2 separate regions of the Homo sapiens genome follow, and region 2 is linked to region 1. Evidence: read pairs that join two places in POLR2A ChIA-PET (ENCODE). Cell type or tissue: Caco-2. All regions are shown on one strand. Links, peaks and the distances in the headings refer to the core of each region. The heading gives the core; the rest is flanking DNA.

Region 1 (6,352 bases), core at 1,298-5,297:
CAACCTCTGCTTCCAGAGTTCAAGGGATTCTCCTGCCTCAGCCTCCTGAGTAGCTGGGATTACAGGCACCTGCCGCCATGCCCGGCTAATTTTTGTATTTTTAGTAGAGACGGGGTTTCGCCATGTTGTCCAGGCTGGTCTCCAACTCCTGACCTCGTGATCCGCCCACCTCAGCCTCCCAAAGTGCTGGGATTACAGGTGTAAGCCACCGCGCCTGGCCTCAATTCAGTAATTAAGATGTTCCATTCCCATGTAATAAAGCTCTGGACCCTCAAGTACGCTCTGCAGGAATCAGAAATCCTGCAGTCGAAGAGGGATGAATACTTCTCCTTTTTCTCTCCTGGTTGTGCTCATGTAGGTTCGGATCCTTCCGAGGTAGAAGTAGAGGGGACGGAGAAGCAGGATAGTTCTTCCATGACTGATCCTATTCAAGAGGTCTAGCTTTGACCCTCTCTGGATTCGACAGCTGTTTAAAGCTGCTGCTTCTTAGTCTTTATGGTGGCTTTTGTGGTTCCTTGGTTACCCCTTTCCCTGTGAAAGTCGTTGATGCCAAGGTGAAGTCACTTACATCAGGCCTAAGCAAAGTGGAGCCGAGGGGGTCATGAAGGAGGGGATCTCACACTCAAACAGCATGACAGTGCTGTTGTGGTTGGATAATATTTTGAAATATATAAAAGTTCTTTGGTTTTTTTTGTGTGTGTGACTATCTATTTAACCAGAGCCATCCATTTTATTAGGATAAATTAAAAATACACATAGAAAGGGTCTTTATTCAGTTTTTGGCTTTTAAAATAGGTTCTTGGCCCATTTCAGAAGCTTTATGAGAGGAGGAAAAAAGAAAAAACAAAGAATAATTTTCAAATTAAAGGGCAAAGCCCAGAAGAAATGAGAATGAAAGAGAAGAGGAGGGGATGTCCAGTTAAAGATAACAAAGCAAATGCATGCACTGGCTTCTACTCCCTCAAGTCCCGATAAAACACAGAGAAGGGGTTGTTTTTAAAAATCAGAAATCCACAAGAACAAAAAGAATCAGAAAGAAACCAATAGCAACACAATTTTGAAAGCAGAAAAGCTGAGGAATGAGTGGAAACGGAATTAGCAAAAATAATAAATCTGAATTCTAAGCTGGCAGTGGGGAAAGCCAAGAACCAACCCAACTTATACTACAGAGCCACCTCCCTCTCACCAAGGCTGGAAAATTAGCAGGCCAGGTGCTTCCTGAAGCACGGGGATAGATGGAGCCAAGGACAGGAAGACTACGTTTTCAAGAAGCAAACTCTTAGATTCTCTCCCCTACAAACTGCTCCTCCATTTTGTAGAAGACAGGAGGTTTATTCTTTGGGGAGGACAAAACTCAGGGTCCTTAAACTGCAGATATCAGATATTGCAGAAGATGGTGGTATCTCACAAAAAACTGGCAAAAAATAAAATTGTACATTATGTGTTGAGACCTTCCTCCTCCCCAACTCCCGCCTGGCCCCCTCCCCACCATAGGAGCCAACCTCCCAGATGACTCCTAGTGATTCTCCCCCTCTGGTATGCATACCCTTGGACCATCCCCACCCACACTGAGTAGGGCTGATCTGTGTGACCAATGGAATAATAAGAAAAATGCAGAGTATGACTTTTTTTTTTTTTTTTGAGATGGAGTCTCGCTCTGTTGCCCAGGCTGGAGTGCAGTGGCGCAATCTCGGCTCACTGCAAGCTCCACCTCCTGAGTTCACACCATTCTCCTGCCTCAGCCTCCCGAGTAGCTGGGACTACAGGTGCCCGCCACCACACCCAGCTAATTTTTTGTATTTTTAGTAGAGACAGGGTTTCACCATGTTAGCCAGGATGACAGAGTATGACTTCTAAGGCTAGATCATAAAAGACACTGTGGCTTCTGCCTTGCTCTCTCTTGAATCACTTGCTCTGGAGGAAGGCAGCTGCCATGTCACAAGGACACATAGGGAGCAAATGAAGCCTCCTGCCAATAACTAGCATCCCTTGCCACTTGCCAGGAATGTCAGTGAGCCACTTTGGAAGCAGAACCTCCAGACTGAGCCAGATGGTTGCAGCTGTTCCACACCTCACTGTAACCTCAGCTAGAACCACCCAGCTAACCTGTTCTTAGATTCCCAACTCACAGAAATTGTGAAATAATAAATGTTTATTTTTGTAAGCCACTAAGTTTTAGGGTAATTTGTTATGCAAAAATAGATAATAATCTCCCCCTACACACACACACACACACACACACACACACACACACACACACACACACACACACACACAAACAGAGACGCCCAGAGGCTTTCCAGCCTTCCTTCCTCACTCAGCTCCCAGAATGCTGGCAGCCAAACTTGTCCCTTCTAACAGGAGAATGGAAGCATCTTCCCCAGGGAATTTGACCAGCTCAGGAGAATAGGCCTAGAAGTGCTAATTCTGGGGACTCGCCCATGCACACAGAGCTTCTAATAACTGTTTTATCGCTCCTCTCTTAAATATGAGCAGATGTCCAAGGATCACGGGGCACTTTTGGAAAGCCTCTAATATGATATAGCCTAAAATTAACAGATAACTGTAGCTTGGAGGAAACAGAGAATATACAGGGAGAAAGAAGCTTCTAAAAGATTATAAATTATTATTAATATCCATAGAGAGATAAGAAAGATATTGCATCACTGAAACAAGAACAAAATGCTAGGAATATTCAGAAAACCAAAAAAAGAGTTATTGGACAATATGACAGCAGGAATGAAAAGTTCAAGAAGTGAGTTGGAAGATAAGGTTGAAGAACTCTCTAAGAAGATGAGCAAAAAGACAAACATAGATAGGGGAAGTTTAAGAAGAGAGAGAGAGAGAGGCTTAGACCAGGAGTTCCATCCTCCACACACTGAGATCAAAAAAGAAAGAAAAGGAAAAGAACATAGGGGAAGACATGCTCAAAAAAATCATCCAAGACTATGTCCCAGAACACAAGTTTGCAGATGGAAAGGGCTCATGAGTGCCCAGAAGAGTGGATGAAAACAGATCCAACCAGGACACATCACTATGGAATTTCAGAATACTGGGAGCAAAGAGAAGGCCTAAAATCTCCTACAGAGAAAAAGTGGAAGAGAGACAGAACAAGAGCAAGTAACAAAAATAAAAATAAAGTTATATAAAATAAGACAAGCAATAAAAATAGCTTCAGATTTCTCAATGACACCACTGGAGGGTGTTAGAACAATGGAGGACAAGGAAACATTAATGTCAAAATTCTGAGAGAAATGATTTTCAACTCCAAGTTTTATTCTTAGACGAATTATCAAGAATGAGGGTAGAATAAAGGCGTTTTTCAGGCACATGAGATCTCAATTCACACGAATGCCCCCTCTTCTGGGAAGCCCCACCAAAATGTGGGAGTTAAGCAAGACAGGGGTAGAGGTGGCATCAGGAAGCAGGAGATCCAATACAGTGGTCAGGGGAGGGGAGATCCCAGGGGACAGCTGTGGCCCAGGCCCAGGCAGAACCCCAGTCCAGAATGGAGCAGTCGGAAGTCATTAAAAAAGACAAGACGAAATTAATGGAACTCCTAAAGTAACTGAAGGTGTTAAAAGGAGAATGAACATTGCTGGAGGAGAGTTTGAGAGTGAATTAGTAGTAAGTATGGAGAAAACTCAGCAACTGAGAGAAAAACAACAGTTACATATTAATGTCAAACAAAGAGTTGTGCAGGAAAGGAAGAATAGTGTGGTCTACTACATACCCAGCTGTGAATGGCATTTATGTAGTTATGTAAAATATAAATAGCACCGAATAGTGATCCACCCAAGTTACAATACACAATATTGGAATGAGAGAGGGGATGGGAAATCTGCTCATTTTTTAGTTGTGGGAAGTCAGTATATAATGCCTAACACTAAAAATTTTTAAAGTAGTAAGATAAGCATATTACTTAAAGCAATGTTTCTTGAATTTCATCATACATCGGAATCAACCGGAGGGCTTGTTAAACCACCAGTTGTTCTGCCCCATCCTTCTGCTCCAGCCACACAGAACGTCTCTCACTTCCCTGCAGTGTCTAATTCCCTTGTGATGTTGGACTTTTGCATGTGTCACTACAGTAATTGGGATGTTCTTCCCTCAGCCTTCACCAGGATGAGCTCACATTCATCCTTCAAGTATCAGCCTAGATATGGCTGACTCTGAAGAGCCTTTCCTGACCTCGCGATCCTTCTAGGGTCCCTCTTCTACCTGTACTTCCCCTGGCCCAGCACTGGTCACCCATCTTCTAGCAGACTGTAAGGTGAAGAGAGCAGAGACTATGCAGGGAATACTCAAAGGCTTTGTGGCTGCCCAGCACCTTTGGAACACCCTTCTTGTGTTTGGGGAATTTTCCGTCTCATCTGTGAAAGTCAGAAATTTATTTCCCAGCCTCCCTTACAGCCAGAACTCAGACATGTGATCCAGGCTCCACCAATCACAGGCATCCATGCCAGACCTCAGTGAAGAGAAAGATGCCATATGAAAGTCATTGTGTGAGGGCAGGAAATCAAGCTTTTAGAAGAGCAGGAACAGAGGCCCTGGCAGAGGGGTCCCTGCCTGGGACAGTAGTGTGAGCCAGAGCCCACACCCTGCTGCAGGGGCAATAAGGGCTCTTTTGGAGCATTCCAGAACTATTTTCTGCATAATGTTCTTGGCTGTGTAGTCACTTACCCTCACTCTCTGGCTGTGGGGGAAATTTCCTGAGCTACTTAATATCCTTCGATAAATGCCATCTCTAATAAGCTAGCAAGAGTGGGTTTCTTTCTCTTTTTTTAACTAAGAACCAGGCCAAGATAGAGAGTAACTGTCTTGCTTTGAGTTTTATCCTCAGTGCCTAGCAAATCTTGGGCATGCAATAGATACTCAGTACATGTTTAATGATACAGATGAATGAAGGAAAGAATATTTGATGACCTCTGACTTCCCTGAGGGAAGGAGTGTGAGGCCACAGTAGGCGCTTCTCATCCTGCCCCTTCCCAATGAGGAACCACACATCTAGGTTTGTATCCAGGCCTTATAACCCCACACCCAAATGCAGGCAAAGGAAAGATGCCCCCTTGATCCATGGAGGATCCCGTTCTGAAGATCACGATCACCTCTTTAACACCAGGGAAGGGTGAGTCATACGGGTGAATTCTCCCTCTCACGGTTGCAGGTGGGTAGGAGCACACTTCAACACTTGTTTTCCTATTTTTATGCCCACTGCGAACTCCTCCAGCCAGAAGCGCTGGTTTTGCTCGTGTTTTATGGCTGCGCTGTCTGTGCCTGCCTCCCTCCTCCTCCACAATTTGAAATGAGCTCTTAAGTAATATAAAACAATGCTTCGTGACAGCCTGACTGGGGTTGGATTGCTAGGGGCGGTCACTGCACACTGAGCTGCACATTTGCAGAACTCAGAGCTGGTTGCTTAGCAACAAAATGAGATGCTGGATTAACTAGTTCTAGACCCACATTTCCCTAACCAATGCGGCTTTAACCCTTTGCTGCAGAGCAAAGACCCCAGCAAAGCCTTGAGAACAGAACAGTTGCTCATGTTGGTTGAGAGCTTACTCTGCTTTAAGCACTGTTCTAATGCTGTGCATCACATTATATCTCAGTTAATCCTCACAACAACCCAGTGAAGTGGTGCTAGTATTAGCTTTGGTTACAAATGAGAAACCTGAGGCATAGGGAGCCCAAGGTCACACAACCAGTAAAAGGTGGAATGGGGATTTGGACCCAGGCTGTTTGGCTCCAGAACTCATTTTTTTTTTCAACCAAGTTAAAATGCTTCATTCAACAGCCACTTTCATATGCCTTTCCCTTAAAGCAGCTAAAGTAGGAAGCTCACCAATGGACATACCTGCTTCTTTAGCAGCGTGCAAAGTGAAGGAGTTTAACACGCTACTTACACTGCAAATGCTCACATCCACAGATGACCTGGTTTTGATGCCAAGGCCTTTACCACACATGACACATGACCAAGAAGATATTCTGATGACAGTTCCTTGGAATTCTACCCACCTACCCCTCTCCAGACCCACTGGAGGGTCAACCAGACTCTGACTTGGCCCAGGGGTTATTTCTTCACCTGGTTTGGGGTGATGAGAGGTTGCAGCCGTGCAATGGGCACAGAACTGGGAAGAAAAGAACCTCCTTGCAGGCGCTGCTGATCAGGGCATGAGCGCAAGCCCACATACAGCCTCCTGGTCAGGCTCAGCTCCCACTTGCCTGTACAAAACCACCCAGACATACCTTACTGAAGGCCTCCAGGTATGAGACCTGTGGGAGACAGCTGTCTTTTCCTCCCTAGCCACAAAGATCAGTGCAAACCCCAACTCCAAAACCAAAGCCCTTTACT
Region 2 (6,352 bases), core at 1,631-5,630, 160 kb after region 1:
AAATGAAACGGTATATTATTTCTTTGCAGTCTCCTCTCAGTCATTCATCAATGTGGCCAGCTTATCTACTCCCAATTATGTTGTTGATACATCTCCAAGCCATCTGTCATCAGATCAAAAAGCAGCAAACAGAGGGTCAGTCACAGGATGTTCTGACACACCATTGTAACTTTTTGTTAGAGATGATCCCATTTAGAAAAAGACTGGTAGAAATTGGAGTGAAAGGAACCCTACAGATTAGCCCAGTTCTCTCTTATTTTCAGCTTTACAGACAAGAACAATTTAAATCTAAAGAATTTAGTAGATTCCTTCAGTGTCACAAAGCTGTTTCATGAAAGAATCAAGATTATAACCTGGATATTCTGACTCCTGGCCCAGTGCTTTTTCTTACTTTGTAGCTACACTTTGAAGTAAGATTCAAACTGTTATCCACTCAATTGCCTTATTCCTGAGGATGTAGTGAAGGAAGAAAAAGTTTTCTGGAATTCCGTAAATTATATTTTAAGCTTATTTCTTCAAAATTATTTTCATATATCACAGATATATCATTGGAAGATATAATTTGCATATATGTTCATTATCAGTGTTCCTAATTTGGTATTACATGTATTCTATTTTTTTCTGAATGATAGCATGAAAAGTGTCAAAGTGGTTTGTCCGCTAGCGTCTGTCTGCAGAACTTTCAGGATGACTATTAATTCCTCTCAGATGTCATTTTTGAGTGGTCCAAGCCTGCTGTTTTGAACCCACAGCAGTGGAGATTTGTATTCTTATTTACAGTTGTGTACTATAAAGTGTGTGTTACATAGGTTTTGTGTAATAATTATTTGTAAATATTATTTAGATTTGTATTTAGACATGATTTATATCTAATATAGATACAAAGTCTGTGTCTAAATATTATTTAAAGAAGTGATTTTTCATTCTCTTGGATTCTTTCCAGTGTGGTGCCTTTTATATGCCTCACATAGTCTCCTTGTTCTCCTACTAATATTCCCAAGCTCCATATGCCAATTAAAGAAGAAACAAAAATAAAAGTTTGTCTTGCTTGTGAAACATTAAGAAGAGGCTGTCAGGTTTAATAAACTTTTTAATGAATATTTCAGACATAACAAAAAACTGCAGAGCTTCGTACACTTGATTTAAATAATTCTTGAGGGATTTTATAAGGTCATCTTATAGACAAAATTAAGAGACACCAGTGTGGTTATCAATGCTTTCAGAATACTTGTGTTTATGTAAATATACCCCAGAGTCCAAAACTCTGATATATTCATATATATTCACAATGAGAGGATGTCTGTGCCAAATCTGTCAATCAGTACAATAGAAAAGTTAATTATATAACTACAACACGAAACACAAATTTTTAGAAGCAAATTATGTCCTGTAATTTACCCCCCTCCCCGCTGCTCCTCTGCTAACTCATTTTCCTCTTTTCCCACTCTAAATGTAAGGCAACCCTTGGCTTTGGAGAAGCATCTGTTCCAATATTCTGGTGCTATGTGCTCAGTTGTACTATATGCAAATGTTACTAGACACAGAGGAGGTCAAAGTGTTGATACACTTATTGCTACCATTTACAGAATGATCAATTTGATAGCTATCATACATGGCTAGCAAGACACTGATTTTTCTAATAAAAAAATTTTTAATGCATACAGGTCTGGTGAACAGTTTCAATTTAACGGATGAGGCCAAGGCTAAAGCCAGAGTAAAGTAATCAGAGCCATGCCTCAGGAACACGATTTAGCTAATAGTGTGTGTAAAATGGGTAAGGTCTAGAATTAGGGACTAAAATCAGCTGAAAGTGTTGCAGATATGTATACTTATCACAGTGAATACTTCCAGTTTACAGCAAAGAATTCAAAATTGTTGAGTAAAGCTTGGTGACTATTACCTAAAATAGACTAGACTTTAGCCAAGCATCTTTTATCATGGGAACAAACCCGATAACCTGACATGCTTTTTTTTTTTTTTTTTTTTTTTGAGACAGGGTCTTTCTTACTCTGTCACTCAAGGTGGAGTGCAGTGATGTGATCACGGATTATGGCTCACTGTAGCCTCAACCTCCCAGGCTGAAACTAAAGTGATCCTCCCGCCTCAGCCTCCTGAAGAGCTGGGACCAGAGGTGCACACCAACACACCAGCTAATTCTTTTTTTTTTTTTTTTTTTTCTGAGGGGTGGATAGAGATGGGTGTTTCCCTATGTTGCCCAGGCTGGTCTCAAACTCCTGGGCTCAAGCGATCCTCCTGCCTCAGCCTCTCAAAGTGTTGGGATTACAGGCATGCGCCACCACACCTGGCGTGTTCATTTACCATCCTTAAACATTCTTTTTTTTCTTTTTTTTTTTTTTTTTTGCCCTTAATTGACTTGATCTTTGGATGTTTGAGGTTATTAGGGATCATGTTTCATTTCCCTTGCTTTCAAATACAGTTCAGAATAAGGATTACATGAAGTCACTAGCAGTTTTACTATGTCTGAACTAGTCCTGAAAGTAAATAAACATGCACATCCGGAGCACTAAAAGAGTTGCAGAATTAATGATACTCCAATCTCTCAGGCCATGTGTCAGTTGGAAACTAACACAATGGTGAGAACATTTTAAATATTTACAGCCTCATGATGTGAACAAACAGCATTCTCCCTAAAAGAGTAGACTGTAACTCTACACCAAGTTGAAAGAACAGTCTGTCAAACATCAGGAAATAGTCACAAAAAACTGGATGTACCTCAGGTGACTCCTAAGACTTGCATTCTCCACATTTAATGAAAATTATATGAAATGTAAATAGTAAACAGACCTTAGAAATAATCTGACCCACCTTACCTCATCTTTGTTTTCTCAGTTTAACAGTGTATCGGTGAGACATTTTACTTTTATTATAAAGCAGATATTTCAGGCAGAATTCTACCACCCTGAAATGTAACCACCCTCTCCTTCCTAAGCCCAGACATACTCCTTAGTATTTAAATAAACATCTGTTAAGCTCCAGGCCATGTTCAACGTTGGAATTGTTATGATCAATTTTAAAAAGTTAGTTTTCCTACACCAAACAGCTTACAGTCTTAATGAGGAAATGTTTTAGCATTTATTAATTCAGGAAACATTTCTGGCACTGTGCTAATAACTATATAAGAAAATCATTGTAAGATATAAAGACCAGATATAGTCCCTGCCCTCAACCTATACACTTGAAACTATTGGAAACTATTGAAACTATTAGACAAAATGGCCATGGTCATTTAGTGCATAATTAACACACCATGCCTTGTTGTTCTTGCTCAATTGCCTTATTCCTGTGTCAACATCAGCTTCAAAAAAGTGTATTCAATGCAACAAGAAACTTCAAAATCACAGTTTTGTAAAACGGCAGATTATGTTAAATGAGTGAACCTGTATATTGTATTTGTTTTCTATTGCTGTCCTAACAAATTATCACAAACTTAGTTAACACAAATTTATTATCTTAACAGTTCTGCAAGTCAGAAGTATGAAATTGAACTCACTAGGCTAAAATTAAGTTGTTGGCAGGGCTGTGTTCCTTCTGGAGGCTCTAGGGAAGAATCCATTTCTTTGCCTTTTCCAGATTCCAGAGGCTGTCTGAATTCTTAGTTTGTGGCCTTGTCCAACATCTTCAAAGCCAGCAACATCAGGCTGAGTCCTTTTCATGCTGCGATCTCTCTGGTTTTCTCTTTTGTCTTCCTCTTCCACTTGTAAGGACCCTTGTGATTACACTGCACCCAGGTGGATAAACCAAGATAACCTCCCTATTTTAAGGTCAGCTGATAAGCAAACAATTTCACCTGCAACCTTAATTCTCCTTTGCCATATTTGCAAACTGTGGGGATTAGGATGGGACATGTTTTGGAGGGGGCATTGAGCCACATTACTCTGCCTACCACATATATTAGCTGAAAGCTTTTTTTTTTTTTTCTTTTTTTGAGACAGAGTTTCGCTCTTGTTGCCCAGGCTGGAGTGCAGTGGCACAATCTCGGCTCACTTGCAACTTCCATCTCCTGGGTTCAGGTGATTCTCCTGCCTCAGCCTCCCAAGTAACTGGGATTACAGGCATGCACCACCATGCCCAGCTAATTTTGTATTTTTAGTAGAGACGGGGTTTCACCATGTTGGTTGGACTGGTCTCAAACTCCTGACCTCATGATCTGCCTGCCTTGGCCTCCCAAAGTGATGAGACTGCCCGGCCTAAGATTTCTTAATAGAAACTTTAAAGTAAAAATATTAATGGCTATATTCAAAAGTTCTACTTCCTAAATTGAAAGAAAAATTAATAAATCCTTGAGATTACTAGAAAACCCTTACAGTAAATGAGCATTTATGACTTGTACCCAAATAAATACTATAGGTAATAGACACTAACTTATTACTTAAGAAAAAGTACAATAATCACACTTGTATATTTTGACTGGTTGTTGATGTTCCTTGGTCTTCATCAGTAATACAAATGTGGTCATTAGATGTAGTAGAAATATTCTCCAAGCCCTCCCTTAATTCTTCAGATTTCTGCATACTTATCCCCTCTCTTTCTCTTGACTTTCTAGAGTCCTTAGAGGTACTGGAGGCCTCTTCTGTTTTTTCTTCCCCTTTGAAAGTAGCGAGTTTTTCTAAGTATTCTACTACTTCATCTCTCAACTCATCTTCAGATTCTTCAAAATTTCTGAAATAATAAGCAGTAAAAATCAGCATTATGATATGAAAGTACTGAAGAATACATGTAAAAACTCGTTTCCCTTTTCTCCATCCCCAGTTGAGCAATATAAAAGTTGCATTTTCACCTAGGTTTTTCTAAGCATGATAAACAGCTAATGTTGGGAGAATCAGTCTTCTGTTGAGTTTTACATTGTGTTAAACACCCTTTATTATATTTATTAATGTCCATCATCTAATGTTTAAGAGGAGAGGAAGAGAGAATTAAAAAAAAAGAAAAAAACAATTGCCGTACATCGAGCTCTTACTATATGTCCATCAATATCCTAGGGTACTTATACCATATTCCACTTAATACTAACAACATTTTGAGGTAGACATTATCATCAAATTATAAATAAAGAAGCTAAGGCTCAGAGAGGTTAAAAAATGTGGCCGGGCGCGGTGGCTCACGCCTGTAATCCCAGCACTTTGGGAGGCCGAGGCGGGCGGATCACGAGGTCAGGAGATCGAGACCATCCTGGCTAACACGGTGAAACCCCGTCTCTACTAAAAATACAAAAAATTAGCCGGGCGTGGTACCGGGCGCCTGTAGTCCCAGCTACTCGGGAGGCTGAGGCAGGAGAATGGCATGAACCTGGGAGGCGGAGCTTGCAGTGAGCCGAGATCGCGCCACTGCACTCCAGCCTGGGCGACAGAGCGAGACTCCGTCTCAAAAAAAAAAAATGTGTTGAAGGTCTCACAGCTACTAATTCATAGAACCAGGAATTAAAATTGTGTCTAAGACTGCAACATTGGTATTTTTAGAAAGGAAAGGGAATAGATCAATAAGACAATCTGCACCAACCTAAATTAAACCTAAAAGTAACTGCACCAACCTAATATTTAAGTAGCAAGTATGAGGTCAGGAGTTTGAGACCAGCCTGGCCAACATGGCAAAACCCCTTCTCTACTAAAAATACAAAAAATTAGGCATGGTGGCGCACACTTGTAGTTCCAGCTACTCAGGAGGCTGAGACAGGAGAATCACTTGAATGCAGGAGGCGGAGGTTGCAGTGAGCCGAGATCGCACCACTGCACTCCAGCCTGGGAGACAGAGCGAGACTCCATCTCAAAACAAAACGGAACAAAAAAAGTGGCAAGTGGAGGAGATTGAGAAAGAGCTGATAAGAGCCAAGAAGATGTGTATCGTGGAAGCCAAAGGAGTAGCCAAATAGGATGAGGACTGAGAAATGATTACCTGACTTGCCAATTTCAAGGTAATAGATGACTGTTGAAAGAATATTTCAGATGAGTGCCGTGCAGCAGGAGCCAATGTACAGTGGGTCCAGAAAGCAATGGAGATTAACAAAGTGGTGACAGGTGGGGACTACAGGTGAGCACCACTATGCCCAGGTTTTTTATTTTTAGCAGCTAGGAGGTCTCACTGTGTTACCCAGGCTGGTCATAAACTACTGTGTTCAAACAATCCTCTCACCTCAGCCTCCCAAAGTGCTGGGAGAGCTACTCAGGAGGCTGATGCAGGAGGATTGCTTGAGCCCAGGAGTTTACAGTTGTAATGAGCTATGATCATGCCACTGCACTCCAGCCTAGGCATCAGAGCAAGACACTCATCTGAAAAAAAAAAAAAAAAAAAAGTGGTGACAATGAATTTAAACTCCTCTTTCAGCGAGCCTAACTCC

What was found. ChIA-PET counts read pairs that join two places held together with the same protein. Peaks named below come from ENCODE experiments on the same cell type or tissue, not always from the same donor. Only the 100,000 strongest peaks of a DNase experiment are listed, where the experiment ranks them.
Region 2: POLR2A ChIA-PET joins it to region 1 with 9 read pairs; 3 of 35 experiments call an interaction of 5 or more read pairs at or near these places.

The regions. Positions count from the first base shown.
Region 1 is chr13:51,869,568-51,875,919 of GRCh38, forward strand. It overlaps a transcript of TMEM272 not described here. Among named protein-coding and RNA genes, the nearest start is that of CCDC70, 11 kb to the left of the region's middle. In Caco-2, for the core only: no CTCF peak of the experiment used is centred there; no DNase peak of the experiment used is centred there.
Region 2 is chr13:52,032,539-52,038,890 of GRCh38, forward strand. NEK5 (NIMA related kinase 5) reads right to left here. Exons shown (of 24, transcript NM_001365552.1): 24 at 1,073-4,680. The coding sequence ends at 4,410. ALG11 (ALG11 alpha-1,2-mannosyltransferase) reads left to right here. Exons shown (of 4, transcript NM_001004127.3): 4 at 1-1,062. UTP14C (UTP14C small subunit processome component) reads left to right here. Exons shown (of 2, transcript NM_021645.6): 2 at 1-1,062. Among named protein-coding and RNA genes, the nearest start is that of UTP14C, 11 kb to the left of the region's middle. In Caco-2, for the core only: no CTCF peak of the experiment used is centred there; a DNase peak (open chromatin) is centred at 3,673.